3 separate regions of the Homo sapiens genome follow, and all the other regions are linked to region 2. The links are chromatin loops, found by intact Hi-C in ENCODE. Cell type or tissue: endothelial cell of umbilical vein. All regions are shown on one strand.

What was found. A loop is a pair of places that touch in the nucleus more often than their neighbours do. Peaks named below come from ENCODE experiments on the same cell type or tissue, not always from the same donor. Only the 100,000 strongest peaks of a DNase experiment are listed, where the experiment ranks them.
Region 1: a loop joins it to region 2, with 9 times the contacts of the local background. A loop is called at or near these places in 2 of 110 quality-filtered maps.
Region 3: it touches region 2 in a loop (7-fold over the local background); 5 of 110 quality-filtered maps call a loop at or near these places.

Annotation. Positions count from the first base shown.
Region 1 is chr17:77,121,018-77,129,017 of GRCh38, reverse strand. LOC105371901 (a long non-coding RNA gene) reads left to right here. Exons shown (of 5, transcript XR_934988.3): 3 at 3,201-3,328; 4 at 4,180-4,338; 5 at 4,963-5,271. It also overlaps a transcript of SEC14L1 not described here. Among named protein-coding and RNA genes, the nearest start is that of SEC14L1, 16 kb to the left of the region's middle. RefSeq lists enhancers at 1,229-1,278, 4,266-5,039. In endothelial cell of umbilical vein, no CTCF peak of the experiment used is centred here; DNase peaks (open chromatin) are centred at 3,397, 4,597, 6,317, 6,997 and 2 weaker places; H3K27ac peaks cover 7,657 bases.
Region 2 is chr17:77,202,332-77,210,331 of GRCh38, reverse strand. SEC14L1 (SEC14 like lipid binding 1) reads right to left here. Exons shown (of 17, transcript NM_001143998.2): 10 at 6,674-6,762; 11 at 4,986-5,056; 12 at 3,932-4,103; 13 at 3,470-3,604; 14 at 856-990. Among named protein-coding and RNA genes, the nearest start is that of LACAT1, 47 kb to the left of the region's middle. In endothelial cell of umbilical vein, no CTCF peak of the experiment used is centred here; DNase peaks (open chromatin) are centred at 1,701 and 3,571; H3K27ac peaks cover 6,404 bases.
Region 3 is chr17:77,106,827-77,114,826 of GRCh38, reverse strand. It overlaps a transcript of SEC14L1 not described here. Among named protein-coding and RNA genes, the nearest start is that of MIR6516, 21 kb to the right of the region's middle. RefSeq lists enhancers at 6,956-7,285, 7,399-8,000. In endothelial cell of umbilical vein, no CTCF peak of the experiment used is centred here; a DNase peak (open chromatin) is centred at 4,706; H3K27ac peaks cover 6,531 bases.

The DNA.
Region 1 (8,000 bases), 81 kb after region 2:
ATGAAAATTGTTCAAAAGACCAACATGAAAATATGATTAAAAGACCAATGCTCATTTGTACGGCTCTTGGCACAGACAGGCTGAAAAAAATACAAAGGAATTTCTTGGCAAACCATTGTCTATAATTATGAGCTACATAAGCTAAATGGACTCCAAGGGGCTAGGGGTGCATGGGGAGATGGTCATCTGGCTTAGTTGGGCACAACAGTCTCTATCACCCCTTCACGTTCAGAAAGCTCACTCTACTTTAAAATGCCCAAGCGTGGCCAGGCGCGGTGAATCACATCTGTAATCCCAGCACTTTGGGAGGCCGAGGCAGGTGGATCACCTGAGGTCATGAGTTCAAGACCAGCCTGGCCAATGAAACCCCATCTCTACTAAAAATACAAAAATTAGCCAGGCCTGGTGGCATGTGCCTGTAATCCCAGCTACTCAGGAGGCTGAGGCAGGAGAATCACTTGAACCCGAGAAGCAGAGGTTGCAGTGAGCCAAGACAGTGCCACTGCACTCCAGACTGGGCGACAGAACGAGACTATGTCTCAGAAAAAAAAAAAAAACATAATAAAATAAAATAAAATAAAATAAAATAAAATAAAATAAAATAAAATAAAATAAAATAAAATAAAATGCTCAAGTGTGAATGCATAACTTGTCCTAAAAGGCACTGCATCTGCCAGCTCTGCACCCCCGCCCACCCCTGTGGCCTCTGGTCAGGCGCCGTGCTGGTGCTAAGAGGTGACCCCCAGCTGCCTACTAGACATTAGCGGGGAGAACTGGTGTGCCCCAGGAAGGAACAACCACGCTGACGCAAAACCAAGAGCCTGTGTGACCTTCCTCCATACCCCCGGGTATACAAGGTACGGCTCTGAACTTTTCACCACACAAGGCTCAGGAAGCACCCATGGTTGACGCACTGTTCCAAGAAATTACCACGAACTGGTGGCTGAGGGCAACAGAAACTCATTCTCTCACTGTTCTGGAGGCCGTAAGCTCTGGAGGTGAAATCAAAGTGTCGGCAGAGCTGTGCTCCCTCCTGCAGCTCTGGGAAGGTCTGTTCTGGCTTCTTCCGGCTGCTGGTTGCCCTGGGTGTTCCTTGGCTTGCGGCCACCTCTCGCTAGTCTCCACTTCCACCTTCTCCCTTGTGTGTCTCAAATCTCTCTCCTTTCTCTTATAAAGCCACCAAAATGAGATCATCGTAGACCCTAAATCCACGATGATCTCATCTCAAGTTCCTTAACTTACTGACATCTGCAAAGACACTGTTTTACAAATGAAATCGCCTTCACAGGTACCAGGGGTTAGGACTTGGACACATCTTTTGGGGACCCACATTCAACCCTCTACAGCTGGTTAGAAAAAAAACCCCTTGGCCAGGCGTGGTGGCTTACGCCTGTAATCCCAGCACTTTGGGAGGCTGAGGCAGGTGGATTACCTGTGGTCGGAAGTTCGAGACCAGCCTGGCCAACATGGTGAAACCCCATTTCTACTAAAAATACAAAAATTAGCCAGGCGTGGTGGTGGGTGCTTATAATCCTGGCTACTTGGGAAGCTGAGGCAGGAGAATTGCTTGAACCCAAGGGGCCGAGGTTGCAGTGAGCTGAGATCGCGCCACTGCACTCCAGCCTGGGTGACAGGGCGAGACTCCATCTCAAAAAAAGAAAAGAAAAGAAAACAGACCCCTTGAAACCATAAAAAGGAATGAGTTCATGTCCTTTGCAGGGACATGGATGAAGCTGGAAGCCATCATCCTCAGAAAACTAACCCAGGAACAGAAAACCATACACCGCATGTTCTCACTCATAAGTGGGAGTTGAACAATGAGAACACATGGACACAGAGAGGGGACCATCACACACTGGGGTCTGTTGGTTGGGGGTGAGGGGTGAGGGGAGGGAACTTAAGAGGACGTGTCAGTAGGTGCAGCAAACCACTATGGCACGTGTACCCCTATATAACAAACCTGCACATTCTGCACATGTATCCCTTTTTTTTAAAAGAAGAAATAAAGAGAAAAAGAAAAAAAATAAATAAAAATTAAAAAAAAGAGAGAGAGAAAAAAAAGAAATCCCTGTTGGAGGGAAGGGAGGCGCCCCTGCTCACTCTCCCGGCAGTGGTATCAGCCTCGTCAAGCCCAGAGCAGTGAAAAAGGTGCCTGCACCCCACAGAGTCAGCCTCCTGGACCCCGAGGGTGCCCACTCCTGCCTGACCCACCCATCACCATTGCCCACAAAGCAAATAATGCCAAGGGAAGGGCAAGGCTGGCTTGCTCATCACGTTGTAGACTCTGGGCTTTGAGAAAGCCAGAGAACAAAGGATGTTGCTGTCCTTGGCAGGGCTGGCCTTGTTCCAAGGTTCCCGTGCACCTGGAGAAGAGCTTGACCTGGCTCACATGGCACACTCGGGCACACAGAGGGCTTCTCTGGGAACCAGCCTCTTAGCAATTCCAGGAGCATGCAAGGAACCGCTATGATTCTGGCAACCTGAGTTTATTATTCCATATCAGGGAGACCGAGGCACAAAGAGTTCTGCGTGTTTAACCCCTACCGATCATTCAGAACTTAGGAGCCAGTTCATGGTTCCTGCCTCCCCATGTGATGCCTAAATTCAGCACCCTATTGAATTCAGTTACAGTTTCCTTGAAGAACGAACACAGTTCCCTCTATTTTCTACCAGTTGTATCAGGCCCAGGCCCTGTGCTAGGCACTTCACAAGCATCACGATGATCTTCATCACAGCCCATTTCGCAGATGGGGACACCAAGATACAGAGAGGATAAGTGACTTTCAGAGCAGAGAATCCAAACCCAACAGTCTGACTCCAGTGTTCACAGAGCTCTTCCTATCGCACTCCCATTCCTTCTTTTTTTTGAGACGGAGTCTCGCTCTGTCACCCAGGATGGAGTGCAGTGGTGCGATCTCAGCTCACTGCAACCTTTACCTCCTGGGTTCCAGCGATTCTCCTGCCTCAGCCTTCCAAGTAGCTGGGATTACAGGCATGCGCCACCATACACAGCTAATTTTTATATTTTTGTAGAGATGGGGTTTTGCCATGTTGGCCAGGATGGTCTCAAACTCCTGACCTCTGGTGATTTGCCTGCCTGGGCCTCCCAAAGTGTTGGGATTACAGGTGTGAGCCACCCCGCCCGGCCCCATTCCTTCTGTTGAACTCACAGTTCTTTGGCTTTTTGTTCTTCCTTCCAGGTCACCAGTTTCAAGATTTGTACATCCTGGTGTCACGGTGAAAAGCCTATTGGTGGCAAGCACATAAGGCACGTGGGATGGCCAGGGGCCTCCAGCACAGGAAGGCCCCGAGTGAAAGCCTAGCAGAGGTAGGTGCCTGTGTGTCCTGGGACATCCTACTGAGCAGGCAAACCACGGACACATTCAGCTCCAAAATATTTCCATATGGTCCCGGTATAGCAGTTGAATTGGTTTGACTCATGCATTCTTTAAATAGCAAGTACAAATAACCTGGATGATTCTTAATGTTCCATTTATTCCTCTATCCGTTTATTGTTCTGTGATTTATAGCATAGCTCCTGAGTGTCATGTGCATGACATAATAGGGGAAAGGAAAAAAAAAAAAACCTGCAACTTCAGAATCTAAGGACTAAGCTAAAATTTTAGAATGCTGAGTGAATCAAAAGGTGTGCATCATTGGTGAAAATAATAAGAAGAGTTTTTTTTTCTTTTTCTTTTCTTTCTTTAAATCCACTTATTCTGTCCGGGCAAGGTGGCTCATGCCTGTAATCCCAGCACTTTGGGAGGCCGAGGCGGGCAGATCATTTGAGGTCAGGAGTTCGAGACCGGCCTGGCCAACATGGCAAAACCCAGTCTCTACTAAAAATAGAAAAATTAGCCGGGCGGGCGCCTGTAGTCCCAGCTGCTTGGGAGGCTGAGGCAGGAGAATCGCTTGAACCCGGGAGGCAGAGGTTGCAGTGAGCCAAGATTGTGCCACTGCACTCCAGCCTGAGCAACAAAGCGAGACTCTACCTCAAAAAATATATAATAATAATAAAAATAATAATAATAATAATAATAATAGTAAATCCACTTATTCTTATGTTCTAGCAGCCAAGGCTGCTAGGGCAATTTGGATCTCAATATAAGATAAAGCTTATTCTCTGATGGAAGACATCAGATCCCCCACCTTAATTTCTGTGTCACTTGCTTTAAACAGTTAAGCGACTGTACGACATGCTGAAAGGGATCAGTGATTTCTCCTGCAGCCAGTTCCAACCTGCTGAAAGGAACACTGAGAAAATATATGGACTCAGTAAACCTGAGCTGCCTCCAATGGCCTCACTCACTCCAACCCTCAACTTTGCAATGCTGGAATGTGAGTCACCTTTAAGATCATTTCATTTATCTTGGCCAAGCCTTTAAATATTTAGGTCTACATCAAATAATGTCTGATAAAAGCTTAGCGCTTTTCACAGCAAAGAACAAAACGTAATTTTGAACCACCACAGCTGAAAAAAGGGATGTTATTAGCCAAGACAGGGGCCCCAGTTCAGCAGCCTACCTCCCGTGACCCAGTGATACACAGCTAAGGAAGTGTGGGGCTTGTGGGACCTGTTTGGTTCCTGACGTTCCCAGAGAACAATATCCTGAAGCAGAAACAAGACGTGGTTTCCGGTTTTTGTTTTTGTTTTGAGACGGAATCTTGCTTTGTCACCCTGGCTGGAATGCAGTGGCATGATCACAGCTCACTGCAGACGCGACCTCCTGGGCGCAAATGATCCTCCCCCCTCAGCCCCCCAAGTAGCTGAGACTATAGGCGCACGCCACCACGCCTGGCTACTTTTCATATTTTTTGTAGAGACAGTGTCTTGCCATGTTGCCAAGGCTGGTCTCGAACTCCTGGGCTCAAGTGATCCACCTGCCTTGGCCTCCCAAAGTGTTAGGATAATAGGTGTGAGCCACCACCCCTGGCCAAGACATGGTTTTTATTTGTGTGCAGGCTGAGATTATCGTCCACAAGGAGCAGAAGCTTTCATAGAGGAACCCATCGACGTGGCTCCTGCCAAAGTCCTCAACAGGGCTTCGAAACACAGCAAGCATAATTTTTTAAATGTTTTTATATCAATGAAAATTTTAAAATTATAAAATAATCTGCCATAGAGGACACACAGACCGTCTACATGGCATCCGTTTCGCTACATCTTCCTTCCCAAGGCCCCAACTTTGTCCAGGTGTCCACCCCACTCCACAAGCCGGGGAAGCTGGCCCCTGCCTGGCCAGCAGGTGGACCTGATTCTAACACATCCCCCCTGCCAGGGACTGACTTAAGAGTGGGCCTGGGTGGCTGGGTGTGGTGGCTCTCGCCTGTAATCCCAACACTTTGGGAGGCCAAGGTGGGCAGATCGCTTGAGCCCAGGAGTTCGAGACCTGGGCAACATGGTGAGACCTCTGTCTCTACAAAAAAAAAACAAAGAAAATAGCCAGATTTGGTGATGTGTGCCTGTGGTCCCAGCTACGTAGGAGGCTGAGGTGGGAGAATCGCTTGAACCCAGAAGGCGGAGGTTGCAGCGAGCCAAGATCTCGCCACCGCACTCCAGCCTGGGCAACACAGTGATGCTCTGTCTCAAAAAAAAAAAAAAAGAGTGGGCCTGGGACCCACTTCAGGGGGTTCTGGAAGGGTTCCCACAGTCTTAAAAAGGAGACACCAGCTGGGCACAGTGGCTCATGCCTGTAATCCCAGCACTTTGGGAGGCCGAGGCAGGTGGATCATGAGGTCAAGAGATCAAGACCATCCTGGCCAACATGGTGAATCCCCATCTCTACTAAAAATACAAAAAATTAGCTGGGCATGGTGGCGAGCACCTGTAGTCCCAGCTACTCGGGAGGCTGAGGCAGAAGGATCGCTTGAAGCAGGGAGGCGGAGGTTTCAGTGAGCCGAGATCGTGCCACTGCACTCCAGCATGGCAATAGAGTGAGACTCCATCTCAAAAAAAAAAAACAAAAACAAAAAAACAAAACAACAAAAAAGGAGACACCAGAAAAGAAAGCCCCTGTTTCTGTGTCTGGATGCTGTGTGATTCTCTGTCTGGATGCTGTGTGATTCTCTGTCTGGATGCTGTGTGATTCTCTGTCTGGATGCTGTGTGATTCTCAGGCTGCTGCAGACATGCGGTACCCATGAGGGGATGCAACCTGTGATGGAGGAGACACGGGGACTGCAGAGAGGAGAGGCAGAAAGAGCATCTCTGCCTTGGGTGGCCTTGGGTGGCGTTGCTGCTCTGGCCAGGCCCAGGCCCTCCTTCTGCCTTGCAGTTGTGTGTTCTTATCAGTGTCCTCATGGCACAACCCAGGGTGAGTCAGGGTTATCTGTTCGTGGCAGCTACAAGCAACGAGAGCACACGGTCATCTTAGAAATATGTCTAATGCAGAAATGCCAAAGGAAGAAAATAGGGTGGGGATGGTGCTTCATGCCTGTAATCCCAACACTTTGGGAGGCAAAGGCAGGAAGATTGCTCCTATGTTACCCAAGAGTTCAAGACCAGCCTGGGCAACAGAGTGAGATCCTGTTTTTACAAAAAATAAAAAAAGTAGCTGGATGTGGTGGTGTACACCTGTAGTCCCAGCTACTCAGGAGGCTGAGGCAGGAGGATCACTTGAGCTCGGAAAGTTGAGGCTACAGTGAGCCAAGATTGTGCCACTGCACTGAGCCTGGGTGACAGAGTGAGACGCTGTCTCAAAAAAAAAAAAAAGAAGATGAAGAAGAAAATAAAAATTAATGATAATCTCACTATCCAATGATAATCACAATTTATGTTTTCTTGCCTGCCCTTCTCTCTTAAACAACTGATTTGGTGTCACTAATTGCAATATATGATGTGATAACAGAAGCAATCCACCTACTGTGTGTAAAAAATTCAAATAGCACAATTGTTGAAGGCAGAAAGCAAATAGCTCCTGGAATCCCATCCCCTGAGTGGTGGACTCGGTAGTTTGTCATCTATTCTGGGAATGTTTGCCCCAGTATATCAATGTTTTCCAGTGTGTGGGCTGCTGCTGACTAATGCATGTTTACACAGCCTTTTAAGCCCAGATGAGCAAACTGTGGTGTTCCTCAGGCTTAGCTGAATGTCTGGGCCCTGAGAGTTGGAAGACAAGAGGAGCAGAAAGAATGGGGAAAGGAGGGTCCACTCTTTTCTGCAGGCAGCGTTGGCCTGGACAAAGTAACAAACTAGGGAGAGCCTAGGCTTTGAGCACAAAGGATTGGAGTCCCAGCTCCTGATTCACCGTTAAAGGCTGTGTGGCATTGGGCAGGCTCCTTAACCATTCTGAGCCCGTTTCCTCATCTGTAAAATGGGAATAATGCCTAACAGAGTGGTGAGGGTTAAAGATAGTGCACATGGGCCGGGTGCGGTGGCTCACGCCTGTAATCCCAGCACTTTGGGAGGCCGAGGTGGGTGGATCACGAGGTCAGGAGATTGAGATCATCCTGGCCAACATGGTGAAACCCTGTCTCTACTGAAAATACAAAAATTAGCCGGGCATGGTGGCACGTGCCTGTAATCCCAGCTACTTGGGAGGCTGAGGCAGGAGAATCGCTTGAACCTGGGAGGCAGAGGTTACAGTGAGCCGAGATAGTGCCACTGCACTCCAGCCTGGGTGACAGAGGAAGACTCTGTCTCAAAAAAAAGATAGTGCACATGATATGGCCTCAATAAATAGTGGCCATTATTCAAAATATTTGCCAACTTCCCGAATCTCTTTCTGCCTCTCCTACCACTTCTCCACATCTCTTTTCCCTGCCCGCTGTTGTCTTTGCTTTGTCGGCAGTAGCCAGGATGTTCTTAGCTGCAGACAACAGGATCCAGCCTAGCCAATTCAAGCCAGAAGGGCTTTAGGAAGAGATAGAGAGAGCTCATGTAACTGGCAGGAGGGCCAGCAATACAGGCACTAGGCAGGCTTCCAGGGACAACCAACTCTCAGGATCACACTGAAGAACCATCTCACCGATGGAGCTGCCACCTCACCCGGATTAGGCAGC
Region 2 (8,000 bases):
CACTCGTGATGCTACAGGACAGACATATGGCATGCACAGGAACACGGAACGCCCTTGCTTCTCTACCAAAAGTGACAGCAAAAAAGGAATACAGGAACACCCTCCTTGCTCCATTAGACTTACAGAAATCGGAAAATCCCCAAGATATCTATAAATAACCAAAACCCAGCCAAGAAAAAGTAGCAAACGGGCCAGGTACAGTGGCTCACACCTGTAATCCCAGCACTTTGGGAGGCCAAGGCAGGTGGATCACCTGAGGTCAGGTGTTCGAGACCAGCCTGGCCAACATGGTGAAACCCCACCTTTACTAAAAATACAAAAATTAGCCAGGCGTGGTGGCGGGTGCCTGTAATCCCAGCTACTTGGGAGGCTGAGGCAGGAGAATTGCTTGAACCCATAAGGCGGAGGTTGCAGTGAGTTGAGATCATGCCAGTGTACTCCAGCCTGGGCAACAGAGCAAAACTCTGTCTAGAAAAAAAAAAAGAAAAAGTAGCACATGAAACTTGTTCAATATAACCATGAAATAAACTAAATTCAGGAGTTAAGTGCTCCAACAAGGAAAGATTAGCTATTCCTATCTCTGTGTTTGGTGGCTTTAGTAAAATGGAGGTCAAGAGATCCAATTTCCTTTCCAGGCACTCTGATCAAGCACAGCTAGTTTCTATTCTGAGAGAGACCCATTCTTCGACGTTGACATTTACTGAAACTAAATATCGAGTGTCAACAAAAGCCTAAAGACAAAGAGCAGAAAAACGAGTGGACTGTTCTGAATGAAAGGCTGCCAGGAAGCCCTGCGAGGGCCAGGCCCTCTGCGGAGGAAGGGCCGGCCCAGGTGCAGGAAGGCGGAGGACGTACCTCATGTGGGGCTCCTTTGAAGACGCTTGCAGACTGGTAGATGGTCTCAGTCCAGAGCTTCAGGTCTTCGTTCTCCAGCTCCTCTGCAGTCCGGTACAGAGATTTGGGGACCAGTCCACCCTCTGGCACTTCGCACTGGAAGAAGAAACACAGCAGTGAAACCTGTGCAAACACAAACCAACCCCACGAAACCCAGACACACCGGCCAGCACTATCCCCCTGCACTCAACTTCTGGAGGTTGCTGAGAAAATGGAAAACACTGGCAGGGTCGTAAAACACTCTGCACTACTGAGCAATATGTTTTTAAAAACCACTTAAATACATGTGTTTTACTCTGCATAAACGGGAACAAGTTGAAGCTGATGTACCACAGAATTCCTACTAAAATGCGTGAGGCACTGCACCCAGTTACTAAAGCTGACTCATATAAGCATTAGGGGTATTTATATTGCCCTGTAAAGGAAAAGTATTACTTTAAGAAAAGAGTTTTGCTCTCAATAGCCACAGGCATTATTTTTATGATAGGGAATTATAGTGAAGATACAGAATCAATGAATAATGTTTTCTGTCTAAAGTCAAATGACTGGTCTATAACACCAGCCAAAAACTAATGAAGAACTTCTTTTGAATTTGCCTGAAACAAGTTGAATTAGAACTTGTACATAACATAAATCTCCTAATTGACCTTGACACAATGACTCCACACTAAAGTTCATAAAATCGAAGTCCTCGTTCTATTAGCCTTGGGAAGCAACTACATAGAAAATAAACATTTCAGTCTTCAGCCTGCAGTACAGCATAAGTGTCAAAGCAGTGATGTCGTGGTGGAAAAATACCAGACTGCCCGCTGGTTAGTAACCTCCGGCCACCAGAGAGCAGGAGGGAACAACCTCCTTTCAACAATCAGCCTCAACAGCAGCTCAGGAGAGAGGTGAAGAAGCCTTAGAAGGCCCAAGTTTTTGGACAGTTCAATTAACCACAAAGACGCTCAGCACCGCAAACACACTACGGAGGTCGGCATGTGACAAACAGGCACAACGCGGTGAGGCAGGTCTCCTTGGGCTCCAGCTCAATTCTTCGTGTCATAATTGGAAGCAGCAACAACACGGGATGGCTAGCTCATATCATGAAAGGAGTTCAGAGGTTTCTACGAACCTGAGCCTGCGGTTTAACCTCATAGGCGCTTGCTAAATTCTGGTCCTATAACCTTTACTGTAACTTACTTGCTCTTTGCATTGTACTGTGATGATGCCTGTAATTTCCTTAAAGTGGAACTGATGAAGTGAAAGCTAAATTCATTTGTTTTCTAAATTTCTCTAACCATTCAGAAAGTCCAAAGTCCCCTGAATGTCCAATTCATTAGCTAAATACCTGAGTCAAACCCAGTGGGTACACATTCCAAACGGGTAACTTTTCATATGAAGGATGACTAGAGAGCCCTTCTGAAAAGGAGCTTCACTCCCTGCTGAGTTCAGCCACCGCCGTGTGCCATGGAACAAGTCACTGGGACTTCTAGAGGCTCTGGCTTCCGTAATGCTCCCAAGACACAACTGTGCACCATGGGCTAGAAGCCTATAAGGACCCCAAGGTTCTGAGCTTCTCTGAGTACAGGATATAGAAGTGGAGGCCTCTGCTTCATTACCCAGCAACTCAGTATATTAAAAACCCCAAACGTATGTTGAGAACCACTTCCCTTCGTTTTTTTACTTTAAAAATGTTATCCAGGCCAGGCATGGTGGCTCATGCCTGTAATCCCGGCACTTTGGAAGGCCGAGGTGGGCGGATTACTTGAGGTCAGGAGTTTGAGACCAGCCTGGCTGACATGGTGAAACCCCATCTCTACTAAAAATAAAACAATTAGCTGTGGGTAGTGGCGCATGCCTGTAATCCCAGTTACTCCAGAGGCTGAGACTGAAGAATCGCTTGAATCTGGGAGGCGGAGGCTGCAGTGAGCTGAGATTGCACCACTGCACTCCAGCCTGTGCAACAGAGCAAGACTCCATCTCAAGAAGAAAAAAAAAAACCAAAAATGTCATCCAGTCTGGGGCAAAATAGTGAGACTCTGCCTCTACAAAAAATTCGCTGGGTATGGTGGTGCACGCCTACAGTCCCAGCTACTTGGGTGGCTGAGGTGGGAGGATCACCTGAGCCCACCAAGTCAGGCTGCTGAGCTGTGATCGCACCACTGCACTCCAGCCTGGGTGACAGAGCCGGACCCTGTCTCCATAAAAAAAAGGACGGGGAGGGGCGGGTGGGAAATTTTGAGAACTGATTCAATTTTTTAACAGTATTTTAGAAAATATGACAGCTCCTCTAAAATTGTTTAAAGATCTGATTCACACAAAGCCGTGTGAATCAAAGCAAGCTGCAATCGTATTTGATTCTACGAATTCTCATTCGTATTTAACAATGAAGAAATGTACAGTATCAACAATTACTTCAATGGTTCTCTTTAGCTTAACCCTGGATCAGAGAAATGGCGGCCAAAAGAAACAAAACAAAAACAAAACATCCAAACAACTGGAAGTTCTGAAAATCATTTGTGCAAATCGACACCGACCTCTCCCACCTGCATAAGGGGCCAAATGTGCAGTTCCTCGCCTCAGGACATACCATGCACTCCCCACTCAGGAAATCTGGAATAATCTCTTTGTCGATGTAATCCAGCAGGCCTCCAGGACCCTGGTAGTCATTTCCTGCATAAATGAGGAACTTCCTTCTGGTGTTGTCATCAATGAACGGACTAACCTGTGAGGAGGAGAAGACCATGCAGTCATATTTCTCTGCTGCCTGAGTGTCCAAGATTAAAATGACAATGTGGTATTCTGAGTGGGAGGGTGGGGGGAAGACATTCAAGTTTATATACTTCTTCTGTAAAGTCTATTTGCATGGCATTAGGACACTCACATTTTGTTTTTCCCCTTTCTTAAACAATTTGAGAAATTTTATATCTTTGCATGTTATTGTTTTTTTTCCTAAGAAGTTAAGACTTTAGGTCACAGACACGTGTATATGAATGCATGTTATCTGCTTTCCAAATGGCTCACAGTTACTGCAAAAAGCATCTCAACCCACCAGCGTCCAGAGCACAGGAAATACCCTGGGCGCCCGCAGGATGAGAAGGCGGCCCAGTGTCTCAGGGTAGTTGGCCTCCACCACCTCGATGATCCGCAGCAGCGCTTTCACACCAGGTCTCCACAAGTGGCGCATGTTCAGCCCTTCCAAGTCCACCAGGCAGGTCCATGAGCTGCAGGTTGTGCAGAGATGTGTTTCATTCAACAGACAGCACACTTAGCAAACTGTGTCTTATTTTCTTCCTTTTTGGTCATTTATAGCTATTTCCAAATACATCATAATCAATTTTTTTAAATTATAGTGCTATGTATAGTGCTATGAACCCTGTTTATATCTACTTGTACAAAACACACAGGATCAGTGTGGTAGGACCAAGGCCTGAAACTGCAATTAAGGCTGACTGATAATGCACGAAAAGCTCTCTCAGATATGCTCAGTGAGCCGGCAAGCAAAGCCACAGTGTGCTGTCCTCGACGTGCTAAACCACCCCCCAACCTGCCATCAACAGGGCACACAGCTGGTATTTTAACACATATTGCATCTGAACTGCAGTGGGCTATGCTTCAACAGAGAGAGAGGCAAGCACTGTCCCAGGAGCTGAGAATACAGCAGTCAGCAAAAGGCCCTCAAAAACCCTGTTCTCATGGAACTTACATCCCAGTGAACCATCTACACCCTTATCAATGTCAACCTCTGAATCACTAAACATTTTCAGAACTCTTTACTGTAACTTAGAGCTTGGTTTAAGAACACAGAGTCATCTGGGTGGGGAGGGGAGGCAAAAACAAGCAAACGATCTGCAGCCCTGGGCTCCTGCGGCCCGCACAGACTAAGCAGACAGGCCAACCCACTCTGGCTGACGTCACAGCAATGCCTGGGGTCAAAAAACACTAACTGTCTGTCCCTCGTCACTGGCATATTACATGTTCACTTCTTGTCTACCTTTTAGAGCACCTTGGAAAATAATAAGTAGATTTTAATTCCAAAAATCAACTAGAAATATTTAATTCGTTTTCTCAGTAAGTTGAAAGGAAAAACAAAATCCCACATCTACCTGATAGGCCGACCAAAGACTTTTGTATTCTCTTCGCATCGCCTTAGCCCTTCTTCATTTATGGAGAGAACCTACATACAAAAGGGCATGAAAATTTACCATGATTAGTTTAAGGCTAAAACTACCGCGTCCAGCTATGGAAGAGGGACACTAACAGCGTATTACAGATAAGCATGTAAATCAAAAAAGTCACCTATGGAGATTTTCTTACACATTCACATGCGCTAAACACATCACCACCAACAAATAAATTCTACTTTTGAAAGAGAATAAACACTGTCATGTGTGGCAAAGGTAACGGCTATCCAAAGTGAAGCACAGAGGTATCCCCAGATGAGCAGGGGCCTGGCTCTGGGGCTCTGTCTTCAGAACAAGTGCATGGGAACAGGAGATGAATGTCTGTGAGTGTGAGAACACTCTGATACCACATGTGCCCGCCAAGAGAAAAGGCAGCCTGAGAACAGATGTAAGGCATGGCTCAAGCGATCCTTTGCTTTAGGTTAATAAACCCCTCCCCTGTAGATAAAGTCCATCCCTATCTTTATGTGTGAACGTGTGCATGTGGGGATATATAAACACACATAGCGGTGGGGGCAGACTAACACAATACACAAGGGAATGCCAACAGTGAGCCAGGCTCAGTGGTGGTGCTTGTAGTCCCAGCTACTCAGGAGGCCGAGGTGGGAGGACTGCTTGAGGACAGCAGTTTGAAGCTGCAGTGAGTCGTGATGACACCCACGAATAGACACTGTACACTGTACCCCAGCCTCAGCAACAGAGTAAGACGATGTCTCTTTAAAAAAAAAAAAAAAAAAAAAAAAAAAGCTGGCTGGGCAGGGTGGCTCAAGCCTGTAATTCCAGCACTTCGGGAGGCCAAGGCGGGAGGATCACCTGAGATCAGGAGTTCGAGACCAGCCTGACCAACATGGTGAAACCCCGTCTCTAGTAAAAATATGAAAAAATTAGCTGGGCATGGTGGCGGGTGCCTGAAATCCCAGCTACTCAGGAGGTTGAGGCAGGAGAATCACTCGAACCTGGGAGGTGGAGGTTGCAGTGAGCCAAGATCACACCATTGCACTCCAGCCTGGGTAACAAGAGTGAAACTCCGTCTCAAAAAACATAATAAAAAATAAAGCCAAAAATGCGTATTTCAGGATAATGGGGCTATAAATACGTCTTTTAAGTTTCTGTTTGTTTTCAAATTGAAGGACCATCTTCTTCTCTGGGAGGGGGAAGCACAGCTGCCAATGGCGGCAGCAGTGGAGCGGGGCCTGGCTGGAGTCAGCGAGATGATGGGTCAGCAGGCATTCAGGAGGGTCTGGAGAAAGACGCCAAGAGCTCGCGTTAACGAAGGGCCAGTGGAAAGAATGCTATCAAGAGGTCTGCTGTGAGTGGCGTCCCAAGAGAGGGCAATTCCACATGGGAGTGAATGAAAAGACTCAAACTGCTGCTACACAGGCATCTCGGGGGAGACCCTGACTGCCTCACTGACGCTTCCACTGTGAGAAACACTTTTATAACTTCTGTGTCTCCTTTTGAAATTTTAAGACGATATTAATATATTTTCAGTCCTAACTACATAAGCAATTCATGTTTGTTCTAACAGGCTGGTTAACACCCCAATCCTACTGGCAGAGAAAAAAAGTGACGCCACAGTGGCACCTGGAGTCTCGCAGCCGCGCACTTACGTATCTCAGCAGGGCTTCCTCCCCGAGCGCTCTCACCAAGCCTTTGGTGTCCATCTGCCCCAGCCTGAGCACGTAGAGGGGCCGCCCATCTGCAGAGGAGGGGAAGGAATGAGTTGTCAGCACCATCCCAGTTGAAACTGAGGATACAACTCTAAGACCCTTAACAGGAATATGTGTTCGCCTGTGTTCTAGGGGCGCTTAAAAGTCTTTCTGATTCTTAGAAGTGGCAACTGATTTGTGTGATAGGGGGTGTGTGTCCAATATTTACCCCAAAAAGCTGTAAGCGAGAAAAATAAAAACCAACTGACAGGGTAGCTGTGCAGGGTCCTGGAAATAGAAGGCTGTGCCGGGATGAGGGGAATCCGGCTGGGACTCACTCAGCTCGAGCTGCATAAGTGCTGGGCTCAGTCTGAACAACTGCCCATAAGCTGGGCTCACTTTGAACAACTGGGGCTGCCCAAGAGCTCTGATTTTCAACGGCAAGGGAACATCAAACTATCCAGACACTTTTTCTATGACTACAGAGTACTTTTAAAATTTTCTTTCTTAGAAAATCATTTTTTTTCATGTCATAGATTACTAAAAACTGAATGAAAGCTTTTTAAAAGCCAGCTTCCCTCAATTCCCACTCTAAGGACCAAGACAAATGAGAACATTCTAAAAATCCTTAAAACCCCACCAAGCAGCCTGTGTTGGCTCTACTCTGTTTTTTTTTTTTTTTTATTTTTTTATTTTTTTTAGAGAGAGAGTCTCTCCCTGTCACCCAAGCTGGAGTGCAGTGGCACGATCTCAGCTCACTGCAACCTCTGCCTGCAGGTTCAAGCAATTCTCCTGCCTCAGCCTCCCAAGTAGCTGGAACTACAGGCGCACGCTGCCATGCCCGGCTAATTTTTTGTATTTTACTAGAGACAGGGTTTCACCGTGTTGCCCAGGCTGGTCTCAAAATCCTGAGCTCAGGCAATCCGCCTGCCTCCGCCTCCCAAACTTCTAGGATTATAGGCGTGAGCCACTGTGCTGGGCCTCCTTTTTTGTTTTTTATTTGAGACGAAGTCTTGCTCTGTCGCCAGGCTGGAGTGCACTGGCACGATCTCGGCTCACTGCAACCTCCGCCTCCCAGGTTCAAGCGATTCTCCTGCCTCAGCCTCCCGAATAGCTGGGACTACAGGTGTGTGCCACCACGCCCAGCTAATTTTTGTATTTTTAGTAGAGACGGGGTTTCACCATGCTGGCCAGGATGGTCTTGAACTCCTGATCTCAGGTGATCCACCCGCTTCAGCCTCCCAAAGTGCTGGGATTACAGGTGTGAGCCACCGCGCCCAGCCTCCTT
Region 3 (8,000 bases), 96 kb after region 2:
TTTTGCTCTTGTCGCCCAGGCTGGAGTGCAATGGCGCAATCTCGGCTCACTGCAACCTCCACCTCCTGGGTTCAAGCAATTCTCCTGCCTCAGCCTCCCAAGTAGCTGGGACTACAGGCATGCGCCACCATGCCCAGCTAATTTTTGTATTTTTAGTAGAGACGGGGTTTCACCATGTTGGCCAGGCTGGTCTCGAACTCCCGACCTTAGGTGATCTGCCCGCCTTGGCCTCCCAAAGTGCTGGGATTACAGGAGTGAGCTACTGTGCCTGGCCAGTGCCTGCCTTTTTTGTTTGTTTGTTTTGGGATGGAGTCTAGCTCTGTCACCTAGGCTGGAGTGCAGTGGCGCGATCTCGGCTCACTGCAACCTCCGCCTCCCAGGTTCAAGCGATTCTCCTGCCTCAGCCTCCTGAGTGGCTGGGATTTCAGGTGATCGCCACCATGCCCAGCTAATTTTTGTATTTTTGGTAGAGACAGGATTTTCACCATGTTGGTCAGGCTGGTCTCGAACTCCTGACCTCATGATCTGCCCACCTTGGCCTCCCAAAGTGCTGGGATTACAGGCGTGAGCCACCTTGCCCAGCCAGTGCCTGCCTTTTGAATCATGTGGTGGGGTGGAGGGAAGGCAGTGGCTCCTGGGATCATTTGTCACAGATATCCAGGTGGCCAAACAAAGGGTTTTATAAAAATGATCTTGCTGCAGGTGGGGATTGCAGGCTGACACCCACACCTCCTTCACATCCAGGGCGCCCTTTGCTGATTTTATTTGCACCCGCATTTAGCAGCCGGGATCTCTCTCCTGGGACCAGAAGGCTGTGCCTGGGGAGCATTTTAGGCCTGTGAGTAGGGTAGGGGACATTGAATCTCTGCACAAGGTGGGAATAATAGAAACTAACCTATCATGCTTAACTCTTTGCTGTACTGCAGAGGGAAGCGGAAGCTTTAAGGGTGTCCACTTCTCATCTAAATGGTTTTTGCCACAGACAGTGACTTCTTCACCCCAGCAGTGTCTCATGGGTGGCTTAGAAGGGAGATGAACTTACCTTGGTTGGTGTTTCAACTTTTTCTTTTCTTTTCTTTTTGAGACAGAGTCTCACTCTGTCACCCAGGCTGGAGTGCAGTGGCGCAATTTCGGCTCATAGCAACCTCTGCTTCCTGGGTTCAAGCAATTCTCGTGCCTCAGCCTTTTGAATAGCTGGGTCTACAGGCATGTGCTACCACACCTGGCTAATTTTTTTATATTTTTAGTAGAGACAGGGTTTCACCATGTTGGCCAGGCTGGTCTAGAACTGCTGAACTCAGGTGATCCACCTGCCTCGGCCTCCCAAAGTGCTGAGATTACAGGTGTGAGCCACTGAGCCCAGCCTTAACTCGTTCTTTATCAAGCCTGCTGATGCATTTTTGGGTGCATTCAGCCTGTGTCCCAGAAAAGTGCCCAAGAAGGGAAGGCTGGCTGGGAAGGCAGAGGTGAGAATCTGAGGTTCTGTGGGCCAAGGTGGCACTGACTTCTTATAGACAGGGAAGGTGACCTTCCTTTTTGGAAGCAAAAGAACTTTAAAATATTACTGGCAATACCAATACTCTGTTCTCAAGATAGAATTCGTTTCACATATTGTAAAAATCCTAGTAAAAAGCATTATTTTTCTTTTCTTTCTTTTTTTTGTTTTTCGAGACAAGGTCTTGCTCTAATGTCTGGGCTGGAGTGAAGTGGTACGATCTTGGCTCAGTGCAGCCTCAACCTCTTGGGCTCAAGTGATCCTCCTACCTCAGCCTCCGAAGTAGCTAGGACTACAGGCACATGTCACTATGCCTGATTAATTTTTTTGTAGAGAAAGAGTCTTGCTTTGCTGCCTAGGCTGGTCTCGAACTCCTGGTCTTAAGTGATCCTTCCACCTCGGCCTCCCAAAGTGCTAGAAGTACAGGCATGACCCATTATGCCTAAGTACTCTTTTTTTTTTTTGAGTCTCGCTCTGTCGCCCAGGCTGGAATGCAGTGGCGCGATCTTGGCTCACTGCAAGCTCCACCTCCCAGGTTCACACCATTCTCCTGCCTCAGCCTCCCAAGTAGCTGGGACTACAGGTGCCCACCATATTTTTTTGTATTTTTAGTAGAGATGGGGTTTCACCGTGTTAGCCAGGATGGTCTCGATCTCCTGACCTCGTGATCCACCCACCTCGGCCTCCCAAAGTGCTGGGATTACAGGTGTGAGCCACCACGCCTGGCCGCCTAAATACTTTTCAATTCATCTTTGTAACTGTTAACTGTTCAGGAACAGTATGCACTTCTCAGGGCTGTCCTGAGAGGTGGATTAATGAACATTGCAAAGACGTCAATATAGACTATAAATGAGATTTCATTCTTCTCATTTCAAAAGCAGTATGTGTATTCCTGGGAAAACTTCTGAAAATATAGATAAGAGAAAAGGATTAAGGGAAATCCTACCACTTAGAAATTATAATTCTTAACTTTTTATTATATACCTGTGATTGGCAACATAATAGCCCCCCTGCATTAGTCTGTTCTCACACTGCTATGAAGAGAGACCCGAGACTGGCTAATTTATAAGTAAAGAGGTTTAATGGACTCACAGTCCTGCATGGCTAGGAAAGTCTCAGGAAACTTACAATCATGGTGGAAGGCAAAGGGGAAGAAAGGCACTTTCTTCACAGGGCAGTAGGAAGGAGAAGTGCTGAGCAAAGCGGGGAAAGGGCCCTTATAAAACCATCAGATCTCCTGAGAACTCACTCACTAACACGAGAACAGCCTGGCAGTAACTGCTCCCATGATTCAGTTACCTCCCACCGGGTTCCTCCCAGGACACTTGGGAATTATGGAAACTATAATTCAAGATGAGATTTGGGTGGGGGACACGGACAAACTGTATCATTCTGCCCCTGGCCCCTCCCAAATCTCATGTCCTCACATTTCAAAACACAATCATGCCTTTCTAACTGTCTCCCAAAGTCTTAGCTTATTCCAGCATTAACCCAAAAGTCCAAGTCCAAAGTCTCATCTGAGACAAGGCAAGTCCCTTCCTCCTATGAGCCTGTAAAATTGAAAGCAACTTAATTACTTCCTACATACAATGGGGGTTCAGGCATTGGGTAAATATACCCACTCTACACGGAAGAAATTGGGTAAAACAAAGGGGCTACAGGCCCCATGCAAGTCCAAAATCTAATAGGGCAGTCATTAAACCTTAAAGTTCCAAATGATCCCCTTTGACTCCATGTCTCACATCCAGGTCACACTGATGCAAGAGGTGGGCTCCCATGGCCTTGGGCAGCTCCATCCCTGTGGCTTTTTGGGGTTCAGCCCCCCTCCCGGCTGCCGGCTGCTTGCACTGGCTGGCCTTGAGTGTCTGTGGCTTTTGCCCCACTGCACTCCAACCTGGGCGACAAAGCGAGACTCTGTCTCAAAAAAAAAAAAAACACTTCAAAAGAACTTTGGTCTCCACAATCTTTTATCTTAACCTCAACATTCCCTTTCTATCAATCCCACGTCTTTAGACAAACTCAGCCAAAAAATTGTCAACCAAAAAATCTTTAAATTCACGTATAGCCCGGAATCCCACCCCCGGCTTTGAGTTGTCCCGCCTTTCTGGACCACACACATGTATTTTTTTTTTTTTTTTTTCTTTTTGAGACAGAGTCTCGCTCTGTCACCCAGTGCAATGGCACAACCTCGGCTCACTCCAACCTCTGCCTCCTGGGTTCAAGCGATCCTTCTGCCTCAGCTTCCCGAGTAGCTGGGATTACGGGTGCCTGCCACCATACCCGGCTAATTTTTGTATTTTTGCAGAGATGAGGTTTCACCATGTTGGCAAGGCTGGTCTCAAATTCTTGACCTCAAGTGATCCTCCTGCCTCGGCCTCCCAAAGTGCTGGGATTACAGGAGTGAGCCACTGTGCCCAGCCCCAATGTATTTCTTTTTTTTTTTTTTTTTTTTTTGAGACAGAGTCTCACTCTGTCGCCCAAGCTGGAGTGCAGTGGCACAATCTTGGCTCACTGCAAACTCCCGGGTTCACACCATTCTCCTGCCTCAGCCTCCCGAGTAGCTGGGACTACAGGTGCCTGCCAACACGCCCAGTTAATTTTTTGTATTTTTTTTTAGTAGAGATGGGGTTTCACCCTGTTAGCCAGGATGGTCTCAATCTCCTGACCTCATGATCCACCCACCTCAGCCTCCCAAAGTGCTGGGATTATAGGCATGAGCCACCGCGCCCAGCCAGCCCCAATGTATTTCTTAAATGTATTTGATTGATGTCTCATACCTCTCTAAAATGTTTAAACCAAGCTGCGTCCTGACCACCATGGGCAAATGTTCTCAGGACCTCCTGAGGGCTGTGTCTCTGGCCATGGTCACTCATATTTGGCTCAGAATAAATCTCTTCAAATATTTTATACACTTCGACTCTTTTCATCAACAATCATCACCCAGGGCAAAGTTATTCCCAGAGCCACTTCCATAACTGATGGCTGCAAGATCCAGGCTCTCTAAAGGGAGGCTGAGGACAGTGACCCTAGGAAACAATCATTTTTCTTTTTGTCCAACAATGCAAGCCACTTCCTCTCTCTGCAACCAAGAATGCGTTTCCTTTCCGGAGCTCAGTCAACCAGTGTAATTACTCGAGCAGAAAAGTCACCTTTCAGAGCTTGGTGTTCTGAGACAGGAAGGCTTCTTATGTATTCCTTGGAAGACAAAGAATGTTCCTCAATGAAAACCGGGTAAACAACTCCATGCCTCTATTCTGGGTAACATGACAAAAGTTAAAAGGAAGCAGTTGGCCTGAAGTCAGTTCCAACTATTGTGTTGCTTGCACAGAAAGTACGGAATTAAAAAGCATGGGGGAGTCCAGTGGATTCCAAGAAAATGTTTGCGAGCCTACAAATTATGATGAATTATGATGCTATTTTCAAAAAAAGAGGCATATTAGGATATCAGCATTTTACGCATTTAGTTAATGTAACAGCTAACAGTCTGCTAAACTGTGGTGAGGCTGGGGACTCTAGTGGCTGGAAATGAGTAGATGCTAAGTACTGGTAGACTGTTTTGTTCCTTTTAGAACATATGGAACGGCATATCCTTCCAAGGCTGAGCATTAAACAATAAAAGCTACAGAAAGCAAAGAGAAAATATACCTTTGAACAGTTAGTTTCAGTTCGTTCTCTTTCAGAGTGTTAAACAAAAATCATAGGAGGCCCTTGTTTTGGACTAAACTCCTGCACTAGGCCCCAAAAGACCAGACAAAAATCAAAATGGAGTCACCCGTGCTCAGCAAACCAACACTGAGTTGTTATCTGACTTCCCAAGAAATCAGGCGAGAGAAATAGCAGCCTAATTTCCCAAGGAGGCCAGTTTCAGTCTCAAGTCAGCATGCTAATGAAGTTCCCTCTGTTTTAACCCTTACAACAAACAGTAACTTGGTGGGCTCTGTGACCCACGCCTATGATCCCAGCACTTTGGGAGGCCCAGGCAGGAGGATCACGTGAGGCTGGGAGTTTGAGACCAGCCTGGGCAACATAGCAAGATATCATCTCTATAAGAAAAAAGAGATGTAACTGTGACTGGTTATCTTTTTCTTGTTGTCTTTGTATTGTCCTGTATCTCTTCCTGCCTTACAAAGAATTTAACTTTGAAATGACCAATATGCTTTTTGTTCTGTTTCTGCTTTCTTCAGCCCTTAGTCTATAAAGCCAAACCCCAGGCTGGGTGCGGTGGCTCACGCCTGTAATCCCAGCACTTTGGGAGGCCAAGGCAGGATGATCACCTGAGGTCAGAAGTTTGAGTCCAGCCTGACCAACATGGTGAAACCCCATCTCTACTAAAAATACAAAAATTAGCTGGTGTGGTGGCTGGCACCTGTAATCCCAGCTACTTGGGAGGCTGAGCCAGAAGACTCGCTTGAAACCGGGAGGCAGAGGTTGCAGTGAGCTGAGATCAAGCCACTGCAGTTCAGCCTGGGTGACAGAACCAAACTCTGTCTCAAAAAAAAAAAAAGAAACAGATGACATATACATTCTTTTTTTTTTTTTTTTTTGGAGACAGAGATGAATGTATATATACATGTCAGCTGTTTCTTTTTTTTTGAGACAGAGCCTGGCTCTGTCGGCCACACTGGAATGCAGTGGCATGATCTTGGCTCACTGCAACTTCCGCCTCCCAGGTTCAAGCGATCCTCCTGCCTCAGCCTCCTGAGTAGCCCAGACTACAGGCATGCACCACCATGACTGGCTAATATTTTTGTATTTTTAGTAGAGACAGGGTTTCGCCATGTTGCCCAAGCTGGTCTCAAACTCCTGACCTCAAGCCATCTGCCCGCCTCTGCTCCCAAAGTGCTGGGATTACAGGCGTGAGCCACCACACCTGGCCTATACATTCATATTCTATGCTGGGGTCCCATCCCTCTGGCCCTCTGTTTCAGTTACCTGTGGGAAGAACCCACACGAACCATAGGGCTGCCACCTCCCAACTGTCCAGAGGAGACACACTGGACCCAGGTCTGTAGCAAGGGCTTCCTGCCGGACAGAACTGGGTTATGACGACCACGTTTAATGCAGAAACTCGGGACTCTGGATGGGGAAAGTGGAGCTCAGATAGTGCCGAGATGAGTCATCACCATGGGCTTTATTGAGCACATTTATATGGCAGCACTGCACACTCGCCCAAACAGCTGGAGGAAAGCTGCTCAAATGGGGAGAATCTAAGTCCGTGTGTGTGTGCGTGCGCATGGTATGGGGGGGCATGGAACAGGGGGCTGAAAACTGACACAAACATTTATACTGGCTGGGAGCAGTGGCTCACACCTGTAATTTTAACACTTTGGGAGGCGGAGGTGAGAGGATCGCTGGAGCCCAGGAGTTTGAGACCAGCCTGGGCAACATAGTGAGACCCCGTCTCTGTTTTTAAATAAATAAATAAAAAGTCAATACCAAATTGTGTTCAGAGACTGTGGGCTAAAACCAGCCAGCATGGCTCCTTTCTCAAAGGGACTTTCAGGCATCTGTGATAGTGTCAGCAAGCTCCAAGTAAAGCTTGAAAACCAACTCAGCCGTCAGCGCGTGGGAAACCTTTAGAACGCCACTGTGGAGAAGCCTTTGCTGTTGTTGCAAGAAAGTCAAGGAGGGCACCTTTACGTCACCGGGAATCCCCCAAGCCCCTCGGTGTGTGAGGAGGTTGCGGTTTATTCTGCCATCCACCGTTGTGGGTGGGGATCTTCTGACCTGGTCTACGGACTCCTGTATCTCATTTCTCTTTCCTGTTTTCTTGGACTTTCTCAATCTCTCTCCCCCTCTCTCCTTTTCATCTATGTCTTCATTAACTAGCATAACATAGAATAGAAATATATAATAGATTTTTTGTTTACTGAAAATACTTTTGAATTTTTTTCCATTTTTCATTAGTTTGAAACTACACGAAGGAGACTCTTTCTTTTCGTTCCTACCCAGCGCTCAATAGCTGTGTGACCTTGGCAAGTGATCGTCCCTGAGCCTCCATCCCTGTCTTTAAAGTGGAGATAAGGATGCCAGTCTCAGAAACTGTTCTGAGGATTAAATACCCAGAGCCTGGTGCCTGGAGCCTGGACCCCGGAGCCCGGAGCCTGGCGTGGGCTAAGTGGTCCTGAAGTGGAAGTGAGTTTTTGTTTGTGGCTCTTTGTTCTTTCCCCTGTGGGTCCACGGTGGTTGGCTGAATAAATTAGATTCTCCCCTGCCCCAGACTCTCAAGTCATTAAAGCTCTTCATTGATCAGCTGCTTCTCTCCAGTACTTAAGTGATCCTTGATGGTATATTACACCCCATGGGGGATGTGTGAACTCTTTTAGGTGATATGCAAATTACTGCTTTTCTGCAAAATGCCACCCTGGTGGCCGGATACAAGCATTCATGGGGAGTCAGCAAGGTGAACAGCAAAGAAAAGCCCGGGGCTGGAGAAGGAGAACGCAGCCTATTTCTCTCCTGAGAACCAAATAATTTTTCTTTTTTATTTTTTTTGAGAAAGGGT